Regions from separate parts of the Homo sapiens genome. Here region 2 is linked to region 1. Evidence: chromatin loops called from intact Hi-C (ENCODE). Cell type or tissue: pancreas. All regions are shown on one strand. Links, peaks and the distances in the headings refer to the core of each region. The heading gives the core; the rest is flanking DNA. Region 1 overlaps GRB10 (growth factor receptor bound protein 10). Region 2 overlaps DDC (dopa decarboxylase).

What was found. Hi-C counts contacts between places; a loop is a spot of excess contacts. Peaks named below come from ENCODE experiments on the same cell type or tissue, not always from the same donor. Only the 100,000 strongest peaks of a DNase experiment are listed, where the experiment ranks them.
Region 2: a loop joins it to region 1, with 2.0 times the contacts of the local background. A loop is called at or near these places in 4 of 110 quality-filtered maps.

What each region holds. Positions count from the first base shown.
Region 1 is chr7:50,583,773-50,594,439 of GRCh38, reverse strand. It overlaps GRB10 (growth factor receptor bound protein 10), which reads left to right. Exons shown (of 19, transcript NM_001350814.2): 19 at 1,342-4,372. The coding sequence ends at 1,488. Among named protein-coding and RNA genes, the nearest start is that of DDC, 24 kb to the right of the region's middle. In pancreas, for the core only: no CTCF peak of the experiment used is centred there; a DNase peak (open chromatin) is centred at 5,308; H3K27ac peaks cover 466 bases.
Region 2 is chr7:50,533,010-50,543,676 of GRCh38, reverse strand. It overlaps DDC (dopa decarboxylase), which reads left to right. Exons shown (of 15, transcript NM_001082971.2): 3 at 3,649-3,762; 4 at 5,698-5,817. It overlaps DDC-AS1 (DDC antisense RNA 1), which reads right to left. Exons shown (of 5, transcript NR_033845.1): 2 at 4,510-4,563; 3 at 3,532-3,846; 4 at 2,268-2,331; 5 at 214-1,432. Among named protein-coding and RNA genes, the nearest start is that of DDC-AS1, 6.6 kb to the right of the region's middle. RefSeq lists an enhancer at 7,706-8,905. In pancreas, for the core only: no CTCF peak of the experiment used is centred there; a DNase peak (open chromatin) is centred at 3,758.

The DNA of each region.
Region 1 (10,667 bases), core at 1,767-9,766:
TATCTGACCCCCAGGACTTTGTTATGATCTCAAGAATCGTGTAGTGACTGGCAGCCATGGACCATACAGGATGAGGAGGGTGTCTTGCTTAGCTTTTGTGAGCCAGGGGAAGGCAGTGTGCCACGCACTGTCTTTTCTGTGGCTGCTTGCTTCCTGCTGTGTGCTGACATCCCCACCTTACTCGTGAGGAAAATGAGGCTCATGGCTGTCAGTGGCTTTTCCTGCACCGCACTGGGGTGAGGAACAGAATCTGGGGTTGAGCCCAGCCTTCCCAGCTTCCAGCCAACCTTATATGCAAATACAGGAATTACTGTCCTAGGGAAAGTGCTGCATAGACAATCCTTTTTGTTCTTCTACTGCATTATATTATTCACACAGTTATAATTCTTTTAGCTCAAAATATAAAATGAAAAGTGATTGACATTTTAGGCTGGATGAGTAAATTAAAAAAAAAAAAGAAAGAAAGGGGGCTTTCGTGGTAGGCAGAGTGTGTAATGCCCAAATCCTACAAGTAACAAAAGAACAGCAACTTGGGACTTAGGGCATTAGGTGTGCAGCCTCTGTGTGTGAAAACTGGCTGTGGGATGTGCTGTTAGCTCTAGCAATGGTTTTAGAGTTACGAAGTGGTTCCAAGCTCATTAATTAGCCAAGCCTTAAGGCTGACCTATTCCCTGTGAACAACACGACCTCCTTTCAGCAGTGTTTTGCACTGTACTACAGTCATCCAACTGAAAACTCACTGAGTTAAAATAGGTGTTAGGAATATGATTCTCTCTGGGAGATACTGTGGCATTCCCCTGCTTTAATAAAAATAACTGCCCCATATTCAGGGACCTAGGAACGGAATTTACCTGCGTGAGCTTATTAATCCCTCATAGCCACCCAACAGTTGCTTCATCATGGAGCAGAGTAAACCCCTGGGGCCTCAGGAGTTGGCTGAGGTCGTATAGTGAGGACCCAGGTTTGTGCAGTCTTCTCGGGGCATGCTGTGTGCAGTGGGTACTTACAAGTTAACTGGTAAATGTAATTCTCATGAGCTGGGTGAACTGGGGGCAACTTCGAGCCCTTCCCCTTGACCACCTTAGGGAGCAGGGGAGCTAGCTGTCCTCAGCAGCCTCCGCAGCCCACCCAAAGTCTGTCCCTCGCTCAGGGACATGGCAGCCCCCAGCACACATCCTCTGCTCCCGTCTTTCCCGCCCCTGGTGTTTTCTAGCCTACCTTGCCCTGTGTGTCCCTCTGGAATCAAATCATGGGCAGATGTAGCTGCTGCTGGCCGTGGGCCCCGTTCTGTTCCCTGAGGTGGCAGCCTCTAACCTGGCAAGTGTTCTTGTGTCTCTCCAGTGCGAGGACGACGGGCAGACGTTCTTCAGCCTAGATGACGGGAACACCAAATTCTCTGACCTGATCCAGCTGGTTGACTTTTACCAGCTGAACAAAGGAGTCCTGCCTTGCAAACTCAAGCACCACTGCATCCGAGTGGCCTTATGACCGCAGATGTCCTCTCGGCTGAAGACTGGAGGAAGTGAACACTGGAGTGAAGAAGCGGTCTGTGCGTTGGTGAAGAACACACATCGATTCTGCACCTGGGGACCCAGAGCGAGATGGGTTTGTTCGGTGCCAGCCGACCAAGATTGACTAGTTTGTTGGACTTAAACGACGATTTGCTGCTGTGAACCCAGCAGGGTCGCCTCCCTCTGCATCGGCCAAATTGGGGAGGGCATGGAAGATCCAGCGGAAAGTTGAAAATAAACTGGAATGATCATCTTGGCTTGGGCCGCTTAGGAACAAGAACCGGAGAGAAGTGATTGGAAATGAACTCTTGCCCTGGAATAATCTTGACAATTAAAACTGATATGTTTACTTTTTTTGTATTGATCACTTTTTTGCACTCCTTCTTTGTTTTCAATATTGTATTCAGCCTATTGTAGGAGGGGGATGTGGCGTTTCAACTCATATAATACAGAAAGAGTTTTGAATGGGCAGATTTCAAACTGAATATGGGTCCCCAAATGTTCCCAGAGGGTCCTCCACACCCTCTGCCGACTACCACGGTGTGGATTCAGCTCCCAAATGACAAACCCAGCCCTTCCCAGTATACTTGAAAAGCTTTCTTGTTAAAATAAAAGGTGTCACTGTGGTAGGCATTTGGCATATTTTGTGGACTCAGTCAAGCAACCACAGTCTGTTAATCATTTCTCTATGCTCAGATGTCAGATCCTCTTGTTATTAGTGTGTCTTGTTCTGCACAGTGCAGGAGACTTTATTCCTTTGGAAAATTCACTGTTCCACAAACAGCAGGCTGAATGGCCTCGCCTCTAGATTGACGTGGGCCAGCCTCCTTGAGACACACCTGGCACCCGTCATCGGCCAGCGGTGGATGCTGCATAATCCACCTGGGTACTTCAGCCTTGCGTTTCCACAGCCTTCAGCCTGTTCTAGAACGATCACTGCCTTACCCCTGCTGCTGCAGTGGTGTGAGTCGTTTCACGGCTGATGTCCCTCGGGGGATTAAAGGATCTAAAGAGAAAATGGCACCTGGTTGTCTTCGTGCTGTGTCTCATGGGTTTCCATAGTGATAAAGACAAGGAAACGCTGCAGGGGCCACAGGCACAGGCTGATATTTAAAGATCTTTGCTTGCAGCCCTCCGTCCTGCTGAAAACCCCCATAAGCCAGTGAACACAGAGCAGCTAGAGGCTCCTCCTCTGCTGGCTTAGGGTCAGAAGTACCTCACAGTGGTTGTGGACATGGAAGAGTTTTGTCAACACAACACTTTGTCCCCGCTCCGGGAGATGAGTCAGATGGTGGCTTGAGTTGTCACTTGGTCCCCTCCGCCCCTCGGGTGGCCCCCTTTGCCACGTCCCCTTAGCTTAGTGATCAGGTGTGAGAGTGGCCATTTCCTTACCTTTGATCCCTGTAAAGCAGAAAGGACTCCTTTGACAGGCGACAAACTACTGTGGTGAGCAGAATGATTTCCTTTTTCAAGACAACACCTGCCTGGCTTCTATTAATGTGTGCTGGCCATGATATTGCCCCAAATCCGCCCCACTGAAGTGTTCCCTAAGGAACAGCATTTCTCTGCTCCTCAGTCAACCCCCGTAGCCTAGAGCAGTGTCACAAGCTTCAGTAAGGCCAGTCAGCTGGAAGTCAGTCTACCGTATAGTAACACTGTATGTCAGTCTACAGACCACACTCTAGTTGTTTTCCATGAAAGGTATACAAATGAAGAATTTTCTAGCAAAACATGTTTTTAACCATCAGTGCTCAATTGCATTTTCTTCCTTTCGCAGCCAGTCAGTCTTTCAAACTATTGACAGTAAGATAATTCTCACGTTCACACCTGGTGGCAGGCTTCACTGTAGGGACGGACATTGCAGTTACACCACGATTCCTTCCTCTTCACTGGCTCGAGGTAAACCCTTTTCAAGGAAAAACAACTCTAGGATTTCTTTTTTCTGTGTACGTAGACCAGTCCCATCAGTGTATAATCTCTCTCTCACACGCCTCTCTCCAATAGACAGCTTGTATTTGCAGTATTTCATATTTATAAATATGCGTTTATTTAAAAGGAGAACAAAAGCTTGACTCTGATTCACAGTTTTGTATGTAGCTGGTTTGACGTAGTCTTTTGTATTTTCCCTGCCGAAGTGAATTGTTGGAGAATGTAAACCGCCTCCACGTGGCGGCAGACTTCCTAAGGCCCCAGCTCGCTGGCCTCGCGCTGGGCGGCTGGGAATTCCACCTGAGAACAAGTCCCGCAAACCGGGGACGGAAGGACATTTGACTTTTATTTTTGTATTTAATTGACATGAATGTAAAGGGGACAGCTCAGGGTTGTTTTGGAGCCTGTTGACTTTGTATCTCTGCCTGTGATTTTCTTTTCTAAATGAAACTCCATGTAGCAACCAGGACGAAGTTGAGAAGGAAAACGCCAAATGCTTTGGTTATTAGAGTTTAATAGGTAAGCTCTGTTACACTAGGTGTTAGAGTTCCAGAATGTTCTTTTGTTTGCTAAACCTTGAAGAAACATGTGCCTCAGCCTAGATGTTTTGTCTTCTCTTTTCTGCACTTAATACCTGACAGTATGACCGATCTCTGCGCCTTTCTGGGGGCGGGCAAGCTGGCGGTAGATTTGTGATGTCACAGTGCAAACTGCAGTGACTGTAAATTGGCCTGGCGTGTATAAACGTTTTCAGGGAATGCAGAAGGTATTAATGAAGAGACAAAACCTTTATTCCATGTGCTTTGCTTCATTCTGTACATAGCTCTTTGGCTCGTGAACCTAATTGTAAACTTTCAGGTATTTTTGTACAAATAAGGGACTGATGTTCTGTTTCTTGTAATTAGAAATAAACATTAATACAGTGTTCTTCATTTTCTATTGCTGGTGATATCTGTTTCTAATTTTAAAACACTGGCCAATCATGAGGTCAGGAGTTCGAAGCCAGCCTGACCAATGTGGTGAAACCCCGTCTCTACTAAATATAAAAGTTAGCCAGGCATGGTGGTGCGCACCTGTAATCCCAGCTACTCAGGAGGCTGAGGCAGGAGAATCACTTGAACTTGGGAGGTGGAGGTTGCAGTGAGCCGCGATTGTGCCATTGCACTCCAGCCTGGGTGACAAAGCAAGACTCCTATCAAAACAAAACAAAAAAAAAACCCTGGCCTGTCATCCACTAAAAACATTTTGAAATGACTTAGAATACTAAAAACACACTTCTTACCACTAGCTAGACACTATCACAAGGAATCCATAGCTGTTTGGGACATGTCACACACAAGCTTGCACAGCCCTCGTGAGACACCAGGCTCTTGGCTGCTTAGTGCTCCAAGTTGGTGGCAAGACATTCTCAGCTGGCCTCTCCTCCCCCATAAAAATAACAGACCTCAGAAGGTTTCAGAAACCGTCAGATACCCACACAGGCTTCAGAAAGACCTCAAGAAACTCACATTCACCCTTGAGCCCAACTGGCATTTTTTCCACTGCAGTAAGACAATTAAAATGTCTAGAACCTAGGTTTTCTAAGCCAGCAAACAACTGACAGAGTAAGAATAGATGCCCATTATTGTTGTTTCTCCAGCCCTCGCCTGGGATGATCCTGGCTGAGCTACTGACCTGACACTTGGGCCAGACTTGCCATCTCATGCCTCTTCCCTGTCACACCCTGGTCAGCTGGAGGGCATGTGCATGTTGTCACAAGCTAGCCTGGTCTACCAGCAGGAGGGCCCCTGTGCTGTGTGGACTCTCCCGTCATTTGTTTTCAGAATCTGAATTCTCAGTTTCTGGAAGCCCACCCTCTGCTTCAACATACAAGGAGAGCCCAGGGCAGGTGGGGACCCACCGGGCCAACTGCAGTTGTTGATCGTAACACCAAAGAAGCTTGTAGGTGCAGCCACGCAGGGCCAGCCAATGGCCTCCCAAGAGCACCCCTGTGGCACAACGCGAGAATGCATCTCACTGCCTCCAGCACGTTCTTCATCGGTTTTCACAGCATTTGAGTGATGAGTAAAATTATAAAAAGGGATTTTGTTTAATGATAAAAGCCTTAGCTTCTTAAGTGTAAAAAGGTAAAATATTCAACATCTTCCGATTATAGAATGGTAAAGGCAGCGTTACCCCTTTTCATTTTGGAAGTTATACAACATTAAGAAGGGCAGGAAACAAAAATGAAAAATCCGCCTTTGACAAAATTGGGCTTCATCTGCCATCCCCAGTCATCATCCACAAGATGGGCAGCTTGGGAGGCCTGCAAAGATCAAGCAAGGGCCACGTGACAGGATGTCCATGGCTGCTGGCCTCAGCACAGCTAGCAAAGGGCACTTCAGAATGAGTGGTGTCCCTCGGGGAACTTGGGGTCCTCTGGGAACAAGGAGAAAGACACTGGGGTTGGTGGCAATTGGTGTCATTTTTTTGTTTTTTAAGACATGGTAGGCACTTTTGATCTGTAACTACATCAAAGTCTCATTTGATTTCTGGGAATGTTTTGTGAATTGCATCTAAATACATTTTTCTTTTTGTTTTTTCTTTTTAATTTGTTTTTTATTGAGGTAAAATATACATACATAATTTACCATGTTTACATTTTAAGTGTACAGTCCTTATAAATGTTTCCACTTCCCTGCCCCATCCCATTTCCCAGCCTCTGGTAGCCACCAATCTACTCTCTATCTTCATGAGATCCACTTTTTTAGCTCCCACAGAGGAGTGAGAACATGCAAAGCTTGTCTTTCTGTGCTTGGCATATTTCACTTCAAATGGTGTCTCCATTTCCGTCCATGTTGCTACATCTTTGCAAAAAGATGGAAATTGTGTGTTTGCTCCCTTTTGTCAACCTCTCCTAGCATTTGCGGAGAGGCCCTGCAGCTCTCTTGGTGTTTGAATCTGAGTTGCTGTCTTAGTCCTGTCCTCCTCCATATCCGTGATGGTGTTTCAGTAGGGTCTGTTCTCTATGCTGTTTCCTTGCACACTTCCCTGCTAGGCTGGCTTCACTTTTCTCTGACGTTTCTCTTCAGAGCTCTGCCAGCTTTCTTTATCTAGTGCCTGAGCTTTTACAGCTCCGCTTTGACCTTCGGTGATGTGATTGCTTTCTTGTTTCTTGTTTTGTTCTTTTAAGTTCGTGACATTATGTTTGGTTGCAATTTTAATCTACTCACAGCAATGTTTTTCTACAGAATGCTCTTGCTACCATTTTTCTCCTATTATTTTCTTTTATCTTGGGGTATCTACATAGAAGATCAGTGCTGGTTCTTTAAAGGAGATGAGCTCTTCTTGGACTAGCCAATAGACAGGAAGTTTAGGCAGGGAAGTCCACAAGGGCTGTGTTGGATGCTACCAGGACAAAACAAAAGTAAGGCTGAGTATGAGAGTTTCAAGAACTTGACAACGTAAGCCATTAAGATGGCCAACCAACTAACTCCTCTCACTTCCTGTGGTCACCCCACCTTCACGTCCAGCCCTTACACCACTTCCAGATGAAACTCCAGAAATGACAGCTGGTAAATTTATAATAGAACCACATTTTCTCATTGGTCATCACTGTATATTCATACGTAGGCACACAGATCCACTCTGCTCTGTATACTCACACCTGGGCACACGGATCCATTATGCCGTAACTGTATACTCACACCTGGGTACACAGATCCACTCTGCTGTAGCTGTATACTCACACGTGGGCAAACGGATCCACTCTGCCATAGCTGTATATTCACATGTGGGCAAATGGATCCACTCTGCCGTAGCTGTATACTCACACGTGGACGCAGATCCACTCTGCCGTGGCTGTGTACTCACACGTGGGCAAGCGGATCCACTCTGCCATAGCTGTATACTCACACGTGGACACAGATCCACTCTGCCGTAGCTGTGTACTCACACGTGGGCGCAGATCCACTCTGCCGTGGCTGTGTACTCACACGTGGACGCAGATCCACTCTGCCGTAGCTGTGTACTCACACGTGGGTGCAGATCCACTCTGCTGTAGCTGTGTACTCACACGTGGGTGCAGATCCACTCTGCCGTAGCTGTGTACTCACACGTGGACAAGGATCCACCCTGCTGTAGCTGTATACTCACACCTGAATACAGAGATCCACTCTGCTGTAGCTGTATACTCACATGTGGACAAGGATCTACTCTGCTGTAGCTGTATATTCACACCTGGATACACAGATCCACTCTGCTATAGCTATATACTCACATGTGGACACAGATCCACTCTGCTGTAGCTGTATATTCACATGTGGATACAGATCCCCTCTGCTGTAGCTGTATACTCACACCTGAATACACAGATCCACTCTGCTGTAGCTGTGTACTCACACGTGGACAAGGATCCACTCTGCTGTAGCTGTGTACTTACACATGGACAAGGATCCACTCTGCTGTAGCTGTGTACTCACATGTGGACAAGGATCCACTCTGCTATAGCTGTATACTCACACCTGAATACACAGATCCACTCTGCTGTAGCTGTATACTCACATGTGGACACAGATCCCCTCTGCTGTAGCTGTATACTTACGGATGTGCACACAGATCCTGTGAGAGCTGTGGCAGAGATCTCTATTGGGAGCACAGAGGTGAGCCTGAGTCCCATGGGAGATTCGTCTGGAAGGTGTGTGTGGATGAACGTGAGGGTGATTTGACCACAGGCAGGAAGAGACGATGCAGCCTACATAGGTGTGTTCTGTCCAATATAATACTAGTCACACGGGACTATTTAAACTTTAATTTTAATTATAAAGTAAAATGAGAAGTGTAGTCCTTGGTTGCACAAGCCCACATTTCTAGTTATCAGTAGCCACACGTGGCTGGTGGCTACTGTGTTGGAGCGTGCTGATCTAGAACAGGTCCATCATCAAGGGAAGTTCCATTGGAGAATTCCGGCCTAGGTGAGCGGCCATGATAGCCTAAATTACAAAGGTGGTTACTGATGATCGGAATGAGGAGGGAGTCATGTGAGAACTGGTCTTTGCGTCTGGGGGATGCGCTGAATTGGTGGAGCCCAACTCCAGATTCCAGGCTGAGGGTCCTTCCACTTGAGTGGCTCCTCTGTCTCATCCACAGATAAGACACACTCACCTCACAACCAGTGAGCAACCACCCACTTCTGCTTGCTTTCCAATTGTAACTGAATGCCCACGGCTTCGAGTCATAAATGTGTGCTGTATACAAAACTCAAATGTGTCTGTGTAGCCTCCACCTCCACAACCTCCCTAGGAAAATGATGGCATCCCAAGTGGGTATCACCCTACTCAATAAGCAGATGTCCTGGAGTGATCCAGAGGTAGAATGTGTACATTTTCTATTTCCCAAGTTAGTCACCATTACTGTGAGCATACTGTCATTTGAGCATCTCCCTGGAAAGCGGAGTATAGTTTTATTGTTTAAGTATAAAGTGTGAAATGTAAGCAACAAGTTCATCTGGTGCTTGTCTGAAGACACAGCTGCCTTTTTCTTAGTTCTTGCAGGACTAAGAATTGTCTGTGCAGGACTTCTCAAGAGACAGACCGTTTTGTCCTAGGCGATGACACTTAAAACAGGGATCATTCTGCATTTTCAGTGCTGGTTTTATAGCTCAGCCGGCTATAACATGGGACTCCTCAGGCTATATCAAACCTGCTTTTCTGGTTCTTTCCCTCCAAAATGAGTACCTTCAATATGATCAGTGCAGACACATTCCTGGCCTCAGGCCCAGAGATTCTGATTCAGTAGGTTGAGCAAGGGACAGAATGGTGCCTTTGTACCAGGCCTCCCCTGTGATTCCGTGCATCCCCCACTGGGAAAGGGAATTTTAGCAGATGCCAAGGAGTCAGGCCTGTGGCTTCCTCTGCCACACGATAGCAGCGTGACTTGGGGAATCCTCAACACAGCTGGAACAGGATGCCACTTGGTCACAGCAACAGACTCTGATCTGCCCGCTCATCAGCCACCTGGAGGGCTGTGCAAACCCACAGATCTCTGGGCCTTCCTCAGGCCTGTGGAGTAAAAACCTTTGACTTGGCAATTAAAGTGCTTTCTCACATACCACCACAGGTGAATGAGATCATCTCCAACTTTCCATGAGCTCCAGTAACTTATGATTTATGAATTTGCTTCATCTTCATCCCTCCCCAAACCATCAGAGATTTTAGTTTCTAAATGTAGTGGTGTTGGTAGTGTGGGCGGAAAGGTTGACGATTAAATTCTAAAGTGCCCAAAGCTGCCCTCAGGGGATGTGCCAGTGAACTCAGAGTGGGCATCACTGGAAAAGGCCCATGGAGGACTCAGGCCCCAGGCAGGACACGGGCAGCTTCCAGCTCAGCACCACCCACTGGTAGGCTCCATTTTTCCCCAGGGTGCTGTAGATGATGCACAGGGCTGGAGGCAGTGCAGCCCCCCATTGTCTCAGTCTCACTCCCTGCCCAAGGCCCACCAGCACCTGCTGCTCACCAAAGGGAAAGGAAGCTGGTCGATTTGGCATGTCTAGGTTTACACAGCTGTTTCATGCAAAGCCAGGCCAGCACCTGGTCTCCCACTGGCCTGGCTGGGTTTCTCCCAGTACCCTCCATCCTCTCTCCTTGCAGCTGAGGTCTGCACTGAATCATCCTTTGCAGAACCTAATAGTGGCCTTCAAAGTCACATTAAACCTATGGCCAGGTAACAGCAAAGGGACTGTGTGTCGCCACCTCTCCCTCTTGCCAACCTAAACACCCCTGGCAGGACACCCTCCAGCTCTGTCTCCTGACTCCACTCACCCCTCTGCTCATTTGCAAAATGAGACTGCCAATACCACCTCTGTCCATCTCCCAGGCCAGGCACAAGCAAGAGGGTAAGTGTGAATTCCAACTGTAATGCATCACAGCCTGGTTATGGGAAGGTTGATTTGAATTAATTTAAAAAGTAATAAGTGGATCACTTTGTCTTTGATCAGGAATCCAAGTGACTGAGGAAGTGCTGGGACAGTGAGTCTCCAGACTGAGGACTCTGTTGTCATGGTGTATTGGGGGAACCAGCCCCCAATATTTCAACATAGGTTCTTTTCTATTTTCCCTAAGTGTCGGCTGGTCTGAGAAATAAAGGGAGAGAGTACAAAAGAGAGAACTTTTAAAGCTGGGTGTCTGGGGGAGACATCACATGTCGGCAGGTTCCATGATGCCCCCTGAGCCATAAAACCAGCAAGTTTTT
Region 2 (10,667 bases), core at 104-8,103, 49 kb after region 1:
AAGTCAGGATTAAAATCCAAATCCAAGGGCAGTGAGGCTCTTTCCCCCAGGTCCCCTGAGACTCAGTCCCTGCCCAGAGACACTCGGTACATAGAGCGTGTCCTCATATACATTAGGAAGCAAGACACTGGTGGCTGCTTTCAAATAAGTCAATTGCCCCAAATAAAGCACACTTCCACCATCCTTGGGTTTAGCAATAGGTAATTAGCATATGTGGAAGAAACGTTTTCTTTAGTTTATTTGAGAGTGGGCAGTGTGGTGCTGCCCACCAAGGCAGCCCTTTTTCTCTGAAGCCAGTAGGCCTGGGGTACACAGAGGGCAGAAATCAGCGGGACTGGCTGCTGTCTCCGATACTCACTCACAGGGCAGCAGAGTTGGAGCTCAGAGAAACTTCCCTTCAGCTTTACGCTTCCACAGTAGATTTTCTCTGCCAAGGAGTTCACCTAAAAGCCTGTTGGTTAAAGTGGCTCTGGCCTAGTCAGGGTCTGGGTGGGAGTTGCAGCCCGGCCAGTTTCTAGATCACGAATGTTTATGAGGATGGCCAAACCTGCCCTTCCATGCAACAATGTGCAGAGTCCAGGCAGGGAAAATCTCCGTGGGCTCCACTGGTTGATCACTGCCGCGACCCAGCATGTCTGTGGTTGTAAGGCCTATGAGCAACGACATGTGATTTTCATAGAAGAGGGGTCTGGGACCATCAAGACCCACTCCCTCAATGTAGACAGAATGCCAAGGCCCTGTGAAGGCATAAGGTCAGACAAGGTTACAGTCCACTGATCATGGGTTGAGACTAGGCCTCAGGCCCTGGACCTCAGGGACTGGTTTCTCAGTAGCTGAGCGCCTCTCTCACCACACTGCTCACATTTCTTCTTCCAGGGGATTCTCACTTGGCATTTATGCTTTGAGCAAAGAACAGGATTCAGGTTCTTCTAGAAATTGTGCAAGTACACTAAGCTGTTCAGCATAAAACCCTTTGGGAGAGGTGTGGCTAAATGTCAGGCAGTGGGGAGTACAGGAGAGTAAGGGAGGATTTGAAGTCTTTCTGCTTCCTTCTATGGGGGCATTCACTGCGCAGAGCTGAGCTGGGAAATGCACAGGCGTTGGGCAAGGTCCCTGGGTGGGAGCTGCAGCCCACGAACTGCTGGCTGTGTGATCGCAGGAAACCAGGTGAGCTCTCGAGCCGTGAGCGGAGCAAGTGCAGGCCCAGCCATCTCAAAAGTTGCTGTGAATATCAGCGGAGAGTGAAGCAAAAGAGCACACATCTGTCCCTAATCAAGAATCGCTTCTGTCCTTTTCCAGCCCAAAGGCCACAGGAAGGGGAGAGAGACAAAGGCACATGGGCCCTCCAGGTGCGGAGGGGCTAGTCAGCCACAGGGCTGCTCTTAAACTCTCCTGGGCCCCGGGCGCTTTGTCTTTGTCGGCTCCTTCCTCCCTAGAAATATGGAAAATTATGCTTTACAAATGCATTGGCATAAAGATGAATATATTAACATCGATTTTTTTTCTTTAACCTGAAAGTTCACTGTTTTTTCCTCCTGATTACAGAAGAAATTTAAGCATTTTTTCAGCCCCTAACAGTGTCGTGGGCCTGGACCTGCTGTGCTGAAGGCATCACAGCCTGTGCAGCTCCTCTCGGCCTCTCAGCCTCATCACCAACCTCCCACACCTGAGCCCCCAAGCCTAGACTGTGTTAGCTCCCTCTCTCCACCACTCCCCAAGCCCTGGCAGACTTGGGGTGGCCGTGGTTGTTAAATAAACCTTACTGAACACTCCTAGTTCTTGGTGAGCTCTCTCAGTTGGCTGCCTTCACAATCAGAGGGGGTTGCTCATGCTACATCTTAGACAACATATATTTAACGATGAGTGCTATTGAGAAATAAATGTTTGCATCTCTTCTCAGATTGTAAGAGATATCTTACAGATATCTTAGCTTGGACTGCTATATCAAAGGACGTAGACTGGGGGCTTAAACAACATTGATTTCTCACAGTTCTAGAGACAGGAAGTCTGAGATCAAGATATTAGGTTCAGGTGAGGGCTCTCTTCCTGGTTTACAGACAGCCGTCTTCCCAGTGTGTACTCACGTAACCAAGAGGTAGCCAGCTCTCTGCCTTTTCTTATGAGGGCACTAATCCCACTGTTGGGGGGCACTAATCTTATTAAGGGGACCCCACCCTCATGCCCTAATCACCTCCCAAAGACGCTGTCCCTTAATGCCATCACTTTGGGGGTTAGGATTTCGACGCGAATGGTGTGCAGATACTCACATTCAGAGCAGAGCAGCCAAGCCCGATAGAGCATATCCTCTGCTGCTGGGATTCTGAGCCAGACCTGGAGGAAGCATCAGAGCACGTGCTTTCATTTTATCTGAAGGGATGACAGGGCCCAGGGAGGTGCAGTCAGTTGTCTGGGGTAACCCAGCAAATCAGGGTTCCTGCTGGACTTGCAGTCCAGGGGTGCTCCCAACACCATGCTATTCCCACAGGCAGGATGGACATGGAGCACCAGCAGGGGACAATGCGGAACAGGGCAATGTCTCTCAGAAACCAGTGCGTGGTCACAGCCTGAGAGGGGTCTGAATGGCAATTTCTATACCTTCTCCATGCACAGGGGCTGAGGGTTGTCCTGAGGGCTTTAGGACTTTATTCTGTTCCTTCAGGGCAGGTACTGCATTGGCAGGAACAAATTAAAGACCCAAAGACTAGGCTACACCTGCTCCTTCTCTGTCCTCCCCTGATCGTCCTCCCAGACTCCAAGATGTTTGAGGCTGGCCCCTTGTTACCATTGCTAAATGTTCCCTGCCTGGGTGTCCACCACAACCCTTGCCTCCTGGATCCTGAAACCCCCTGTCCCCAAGTATACCACCTGGAGCTGTCACTACCCCTTATGGATCTCCTCCCTGGCCCACATGAGCTTTTCCTCTGTGCCTCACCCAGGGAGTGGCAGGTGTTCACCTTATGGGCTGGAGAAAGGTGGGATGCCCCTAGCCAGGGCAAATGGCAAGGGGCAGTGGCCAGGCTGAGGGACAGCAGAGGTGAGACATCTGTGGGGTGATCCAGCTGCTTGGCTGGAGGGAAGGCCTCAGCTCCTCTAGAAGAGCCAGGGGCAGCGGGAAGACCAGATGCATGTTTGTGGCTTGACTGAAGAAACCTCGAAAATCCAGAGCTTGGTTTTTTTTTTTGTTTGTTTGTTTGTTTTTAATGGAGACTTTATTTTTTAGAGTAGTTTTAGGAAAACTAAGCTTTTGGCACAAAGAGATCAGCCTTGGGGCAGCGCCTTCACTGACGAGAGCACCGGAGCAAGAACTTGAAGCACAGTGTGGTTTTTTGAGACTTCTTTTGTTATGGAAAATGATAAGGATTTTCCACTTTATTTTGGAGATAGAACTTTTCCTTCTGAGCTAGCAAATACATTCCAGTGTCAAAAAGGGAGCTGGTTTAAAGGGAGTGGGGACAGTAAGGTGATGTGTAAATGCTCCGAAATAATGGAGGAAGGTAATGGGATGGCTGACATTTGGGGAACTGCACTCACCTAACTCTGGGTCTGGCTGCATCTGGCAGCTGGGAGCCATGGGGGTACCTGGGTCCCCCGCTCTCTTGAGGCCTGGCTTTCCTCACTCCTCAGCAGCTGCTCTGTCCTCCCATGCAGGTGACGCACTGGCACAGCCCCTACTTCTTCGCCTACTTCCCCACTGCCAGCTCGTACCCGGCCATGCTTGCGGACATGCTGTGCGGGGCCATTGGCTGCATCGGCTTCTCCTGGGTGAGGGTCCGGATGCACCTCGGGAAGGGGTCCTGGCTGTGGTGGGATCCCGGGGTGGGGACACGGTACCTATGCACAAGGGACCTGAGCAGATGGCGGTGCTGTCTGTGGGCAGACGGGCTACTGTTGCAGGGAGGAGAAAGGATTCAGCCCAGAGAGAGTGCCTCTGAGAAAGTAGCGATTGAGAACAGAGAAAGTCTCAACAACTCAAAGCCCATTCTGCACAGGCTGTGTTGGAAGCACTTGGTATGAACTAACATCATGGTCTGGGGCCCAGAGTTTCTGCAGCTCGAACCTGGGAATCTGCATTTCTCCAAGCAGCTCAGAGAATTTCTATATCCTCCAAAGCTTGAGAACCGCGACTGCCCCTGTCTCATTCCTTCTGTTCTCCACCAGGGCTGCTGCCTGGGGAGAGGCTCCAACCAGCCTATCAGATGTGTCCAGAGCCTTGGAGCAGGGGGGTCTCTGGAAAAGGGCCTAGCTCCTGCCTGCAAACCACCAGTCCCACCCTATCTGGAGGTAAAATGCCTAAAAAAGTCCCTACTCAGAAGAACGGTAGGCAGGGCTGGCTCTGCCCGTGACTCTGTGCTCCAGGCACAGATTACAGGAAAGATGCATTCCTCCCAAATGCAGAGAGCTTGGAGGTAGAGCTGCCTGCTGATGGCCAGTGTCCGAGGGCTGCTGCACCCTGGGGAGTTCCTCAAAAGCCAGGGGCTGTCCTTGGCCTTTGGGGTCCAGAGCACTCACCTTGTCTGTGGCTTGGAGCCAGGTGGACTTGTGGGCATCGGTCTATGTGGCATGCTGTGATGTGTAAAGGAGCTGTCAATTAGGAATTTGCAGCACTGAGCCACAGGGCCCAGCTGAGCCACCTCTGCTTCACCAGCCTGGCACTTGCTCTTCTCTGGGCTGGGGCACTGGAAGTTGCCGGGTGAGCAGGCATCATGGGCCCTACAGGCAGGGCTGAAGAGCCCACAGATGGGCTCTTCAGTGTCTGTGCTGCTCCTCTGCCAGGCACTGGGGCCTCCCTCTCTGCTGGGCAGGGCTGGCCTGGGCTGAGCATACCCTCTCCTAAAGAGCATTTTCTATCACTGGATATTGCAGCAGATTTCATTTAGCTCTGCTGGTCCAAATCCATTCTGTCCCACAGAGGTACTTGGCATCCATCTCTATCTGCTCATTCTGGGACAGTCTGATTGCCCTCAGGCCTTGAAGGGAGTGCCTCACTATCTCTCAGGCTGCGTTGCCTGATACCTCATCCCTAGCAGAGAGCATAGGCTCCTGGTAGAGCTGGGCTTGGCCAGGCTCAGGTAGAACCCAGCAGGATGGGGCTGACCAGAAGGGAGAATGCACTCTTCTCACTTAGATCTTACTGGTGACGCATCGGGATGTTGCTGTGCACATCTAGGCACGAGAACATCTTGGACCCCTTATGTTGGAGACTTTTATGAAGGTGGAGACTCAATCCACCTTTGGATGGGGCTCAAGACCAGCCTGTTCAGAGAGAGGGGAGAGTTCATAGAGAAAAGTCACTGGGAGTTTAAAAGACAAGATCAATGGCTTCTCGGGATGCCCAGAGGGTGACAGCTGCCCAGCGCCCACTTTCTCATTCCCTTCATTTGTGACTACGGAGGAAAGTCCACCAGTGGGCTTTCTGGACCCTTCTGTGAGTGAACAAATGAATATCCTAGCAAGCCCGCAGAGCCCATGCAGTGAGGCTCAGTGGAGTAAGGTTCATTATGGTGGCCCGTATGTTCCTTCCCAACCGCTCTCCTTGCATGATTCTAGGTCAAACAGCCTTCAGGCCTTTGAATCACATCTGAGATTGGGTGATTTTAATCTGGGCTTTAGTGGAAGGTTAAATCCCCTTGTTACTGCTGACCCCCAAATTCTGCAATGCCTGGCCCTCGGTTAATCCCTTCCCTTCCCCCACGACAGGCGGCAAGCCCAGCATGCACAGAGCTGGAGACTGTGATGATGGACTGGCTCGGGAAGATGCTGGAACTACCAAAGGCATTTTTGAATGAGAAAGCTGGAGAAGGGGGAGGAGTGATCCAGGTAAGGTGGGAGCTGTGAGGGCCACTTTTGGGATGCATGGGCTCTGCACAGGACTGTAGCCGCAGGTGGGGAAAGAGGCACTCATGCTTCTTGTTAGTTCCTCAAATTTCTCCTGGAGAATAAACAAAACCGAGCTCTTGGGAAAATGCTGGCTTTGGGATTGGCAGGATCTGGATTAGGATCCCAGTGCTGTCTTTCACTCGCTTCCCCAGGGCAGGGCACTCAGTTCCCCAGGCCCCTAGCTATGGTAGGTAGCACAGCCGCTATCTCACAGCAGGTGCGTGGAAGTAACAACTACAGCAACTATCGTTTGTGTGGGGTTCCCCATCGCCGGCCACTGTGCCTAAGCATTTTCCAGGCATTAACTCATTTAATTCTCACAACAACACTGTGCATTTTAGTACCCCTTTTTACAAGTGAAGAAACATTTTAATAGCCCTTTTTACAGGAGAGGAAACTAGGGTCCAGAACATTAGGTAGCTTGCCCCATGGCTTCCAGCTACAGACTCTGTGTGGCTCAGAGCCCGTGATATTCCTCGGAGGACAGCACAGGTGGCAGATGTGACCAGGCTTCAGAGGCTATAAATACTATTTGTCTTTGAACCAATCATTTACTTAAAGATGCTGCTGCTTCTATGCAGCAACTGAATTCATTTTCTTCATGTAACATGTATCTATTGAGAGTGACTGTGTGTCAGAGCTTACACCAGGGAACAAGATAGACAAAAGACAATCATGATGGAATTTCTATTCCACTGGGGTTGCAGGACAAATGGCACTGGGATGACTTGGACTTGATGCATTAAAAAAAAAAAAAAAAAACAACTTCCTAGCATGGAATATGAACTATATTGAACCCAGTACTCTCCCTTAATCATTTTTCTCATGTCAAGTAGATGATAGTCTCATTAGGAAAGCATTGTTAACTTTGGGAAAAAGGGGCTTCCTTTTCAGATATTGTCTTTCACAAGGCTCTGAGAATTGGTGAAGGCCCATTCAGTGGATGAGGACAGTGAGGCACACACTGGAGAACACCTTTGTGCAGAGCACATGGCCAGTGTGGCCACGCGAAACTAGCAAGCAAGTCTCTCCACTTCCAGTCCTGAGAATGAGCAACAAGACTGATAATTTTATGTATTTGTTTCTATTGATGTTGTGACAAATTTTGTGGCTCAAAATAAGACAAACTGATTATCTTACAGTTCTGTACATCAGAAGTCTGACCTGGGTCTTACTGGGCTAAAACCAAAGTTGACACCTTGGAGGCTCCAGGGGTGAATCTGCTTCCTTGCCTCTTCTGACTTCTAGAGGCTTCCAAAATTCCTTGGCTCACAGCCCCATTTCCATTTTCAAAGCCAGCTGTGTCCCATCTTTCTGACCTTTCTTTTGTAAACCCCAAATATCTGAGATGGGTCTCAGTCAACTTAGTTTATTTTGCCAAAGTTAAGGATGCGTGCCTGTGATACAGCCTCAAGAGATCCTGACTACATGTGCCCAAGGTGGTTGGGCACAGCTTGGTTGTATACATTTTAGGGGGACATGAGATGTAAGATGTACATTGGTTTGGTCTGGAAAGGTGGGACAATTCAAAGCAGGGAGGGGGCTTTCAGGTCATAGGTAGATAAGAGACAATTGGTTGCATTCTTTTGAGTTTCTGATTAGCCTTTCCAAAGGAGGCCATCAGATGTGCAGCTATCTCAGTGGGCAGAGGGGTGACTTTGAGTTCTGTCTGTCCTTCATCCAAAAGGAAATTCCTTATGAGGGAGGCATGTAGCTTTTTATCTTAGTAGCTATCTCTTTTAGGAATAGAATGGGAGGCAGGTTTGGCCTAAGCAGTTCCCAGCTTGACTTTTCCCTTTGGCTTAGTGATTTGGGGGTCCCAAGATTTATTTTCCTTTCACACTTTCCTGGTCGCATCTCCTTGTGACCACATATAAGATCGGAAAGTGGGTCTCCACTTTTAAGGACACATATGATTGGATTGGGTCCATCCAGGCAATCTGAGATAATCTCTCAAGTCAAGTTTCTTAACTTAATCACATCAGCAAAGTCACCTTTTCCCTGGAAGGGAAACAGTCACAGATTCTGGGGACCAAGACCTGAAATCTCTGGGAATGAGGGTGCATTAATGTGCCTACCACATCCAGTGTGCTTCAGAGTCATGGAGGGAACTTGCTTGTAATGCCTATTCCTAGACTCTGGGCCAAAAAATGTGAACGCTAATTCATCCGGATGACACCCAGATTCCTGAATAGGCCACATGCCGGGACTGATGACTGCCTTCTCCATGACCCACAGGCCCTGTGGCCAGGCTCAGAGTCATCCCTCCACGTGCTCCTCCTTCGCATTCTTTGGTTATCTCTTTTTCCATCAGACATAAGTGATATTAAATGGGGAGCTGAGGAAAATGAAATGTCAGGCATAGTGGCTCACGCCTGTAATCCCAGCACTTTGTGAGGCCAAGGCAGGCAGATCACCTGAGGTCAGGAGTCTGAGACCAGCCTGGCCAACATGGTGAAACCCTGTCTCTACTAAAAATACAAAAATTATCCAGGTGTGGTGGCGGGCACCTATAATCCCAGCTACTTGGGAGGAGAATTGCTTGAACCTGGGAGGCAGAGGTTGCCGTGAGCCAAGACCTTGCCATTGCACTCCAGCCTGGTTGACGAGAGGGAAACTCCATCAAGAAAAAAAAAAAAGAAAGAAAAGAAAACGTCAGCTATGTTGTAAGCAAAGCTTCAATACGTTGCTGTGAACCATACCATTCTACGTAGCAGCAACAATGACTCAGCAATGATTCAGCAAATGAATCATGCTTCAGTCCCAGCACAATTTTCTTCTGGTCAGTGAGTATGCAGCTGGAGAAGCCTCCTTGGCCAAGATCACAGCAAGGATAGGCTGTCACAGGTGCCCTTCCAGCGAGGGGAGGGAGCTACTGCACACTGTCCGCAGCCAGTGCTCTGTCAGCTGCACTTTGCCTTGGTGAGGGCCAGATGGCTTTCTGGCCTCTGGAACATCAGTCCTGATTCTCCAGGGGACAGAGGGCAGCAGCACTCAGCGACCCAGTGGGACAGCTGCGTGCCTGCAGAGGGCGTGGTTTTGATTCCAGGCAAGGGCATGCATGGTCTAACCCTTTACAAGAGGCCTCGATGTTGGTGGCCGACTTACTTTTTCTTTTAGTTTTATACACGGGACAAGGTCTACTTTTCCATTTCTTTTCCATTTGTTCCTCTCATTTTTTTTTTTTATTTTGTCTTGTTTTTAGACGAAGTCTCATTCTTGTCGCCCAGGCTGGAGTGCAGTGGCACGATCTCAGCTCACTGCAACCACTGCCTCCCGGTTCAAGCCATTCTCCTGCCTCAGCTTCCCAAGAAGCTGGGATTACAAGGCACCCATCACCATGCCTGGATAATTTTTGTATTTGTAGTAGAGACAGGGTTTTGCCATTTTGCCCAGGCTGGTCTCAAACTCCTGACCTCAGGTGATCCACCCACCTCGGCCTCCCAAAGTGCTAGGATTACAGGTGTGAGCTGTAGGAGATCGGTCAGAGTGGTGGGAGAAACTATAGGGAAAAGGAGCAGGCCTTCTGAAAGGTCAGAAGGCTCTGCAAAGCTCCATGGCAGAATAGCTGAAGGCAGCTGTTCTATAACCCTGAGGCAGAGGATAAGGAGTAGGTACAAGGGAGTGTAGGGGAATTTATCTTGGTCAAGCTTGTTTGTTAGAAGTTGTCCAGGAACTGACCTCGGAACATCCTTGCACGTGACATTCCCTGAAAGGGGAACAATAAATGTTAATTATCTACAGGTTGTGTTTGCTCCAGGTTTTCAGCATTGTGCTTGCACTCAATAAAAGCAAGCTGCTCCAGCTTCTCAGGGCTGCTCTCTGGCCACTAGAGCCAGGCAGTCACTTAGCTGCTCTTACACTGCATACCTGTGTCTGAGCACTCATTTCCTCCATCGGCCAGGGTCTGCAGGACAGATCCAGCAGTGAGCCACTGCACCCAGACTGTTCCCCTCATTTTGACCCTCCCTAGCATTTGGTGAGCCCTGCTGATTCAAGACTCAGCTCTGTGCAGTGTGGAGATTTTTCTTCTACTGTATGTTAGTTATTGTGGGCCACGTCACTCTTTTTCAGGGACTTCAATTTTCCACAGATTGGGTACCTCTTCCATGATTTCTCTCTTCCTTTCGATATTTCCCTTTTTTGTTATCTTCTATATTTTAGGAAGCTTTTCATGGTTTTCTCCACATGATTATGTGATTATGGACCTGGTGTGGTGGCTCACGCCTGTAATCCCAACACTTTGGGAGGCCAAGGCGGGTGGATCATTTGAGGTAGGAGTTTAAGACCAGCCTGGCCAACATGGTGAAATCCCATCTCTACTAAAAATACAAAACTTAGCTGGACATGGTGGCATGTGCCTGTAATCCCAGCTACTCAGGAGGTTGAGGCAGGAGAATCATTTGAACCCAGGAGGTGGATGTTGAGGTGAGCTGAGATCATGCCACTGCACTCCAGTCGGGGTGACAGAGTGAGACCCTGTCTCAAAAAAAAAAAAAAAAGTCCCCTTTCCACCTAGATACTGGACATTCATGGTAAAAATGAAAAGACACAGGAGCTTTCTTGTCATATTCCCTGTGTTATTTCAGTATCTACATGTGAATATATGTATACAGACAAAATTGAAATGATACTACGCATATGGATTTTCTGCATGGTGCTTTCCTTATCATTTTATTGTGAGCATTTCCCACTATTTAAATATTGTTTGAAAAAAGTATTACTCCATGATTTTCTATGATGCATCACAATCTATATAAATATATAAATAATACCTAAGATATTTGTGT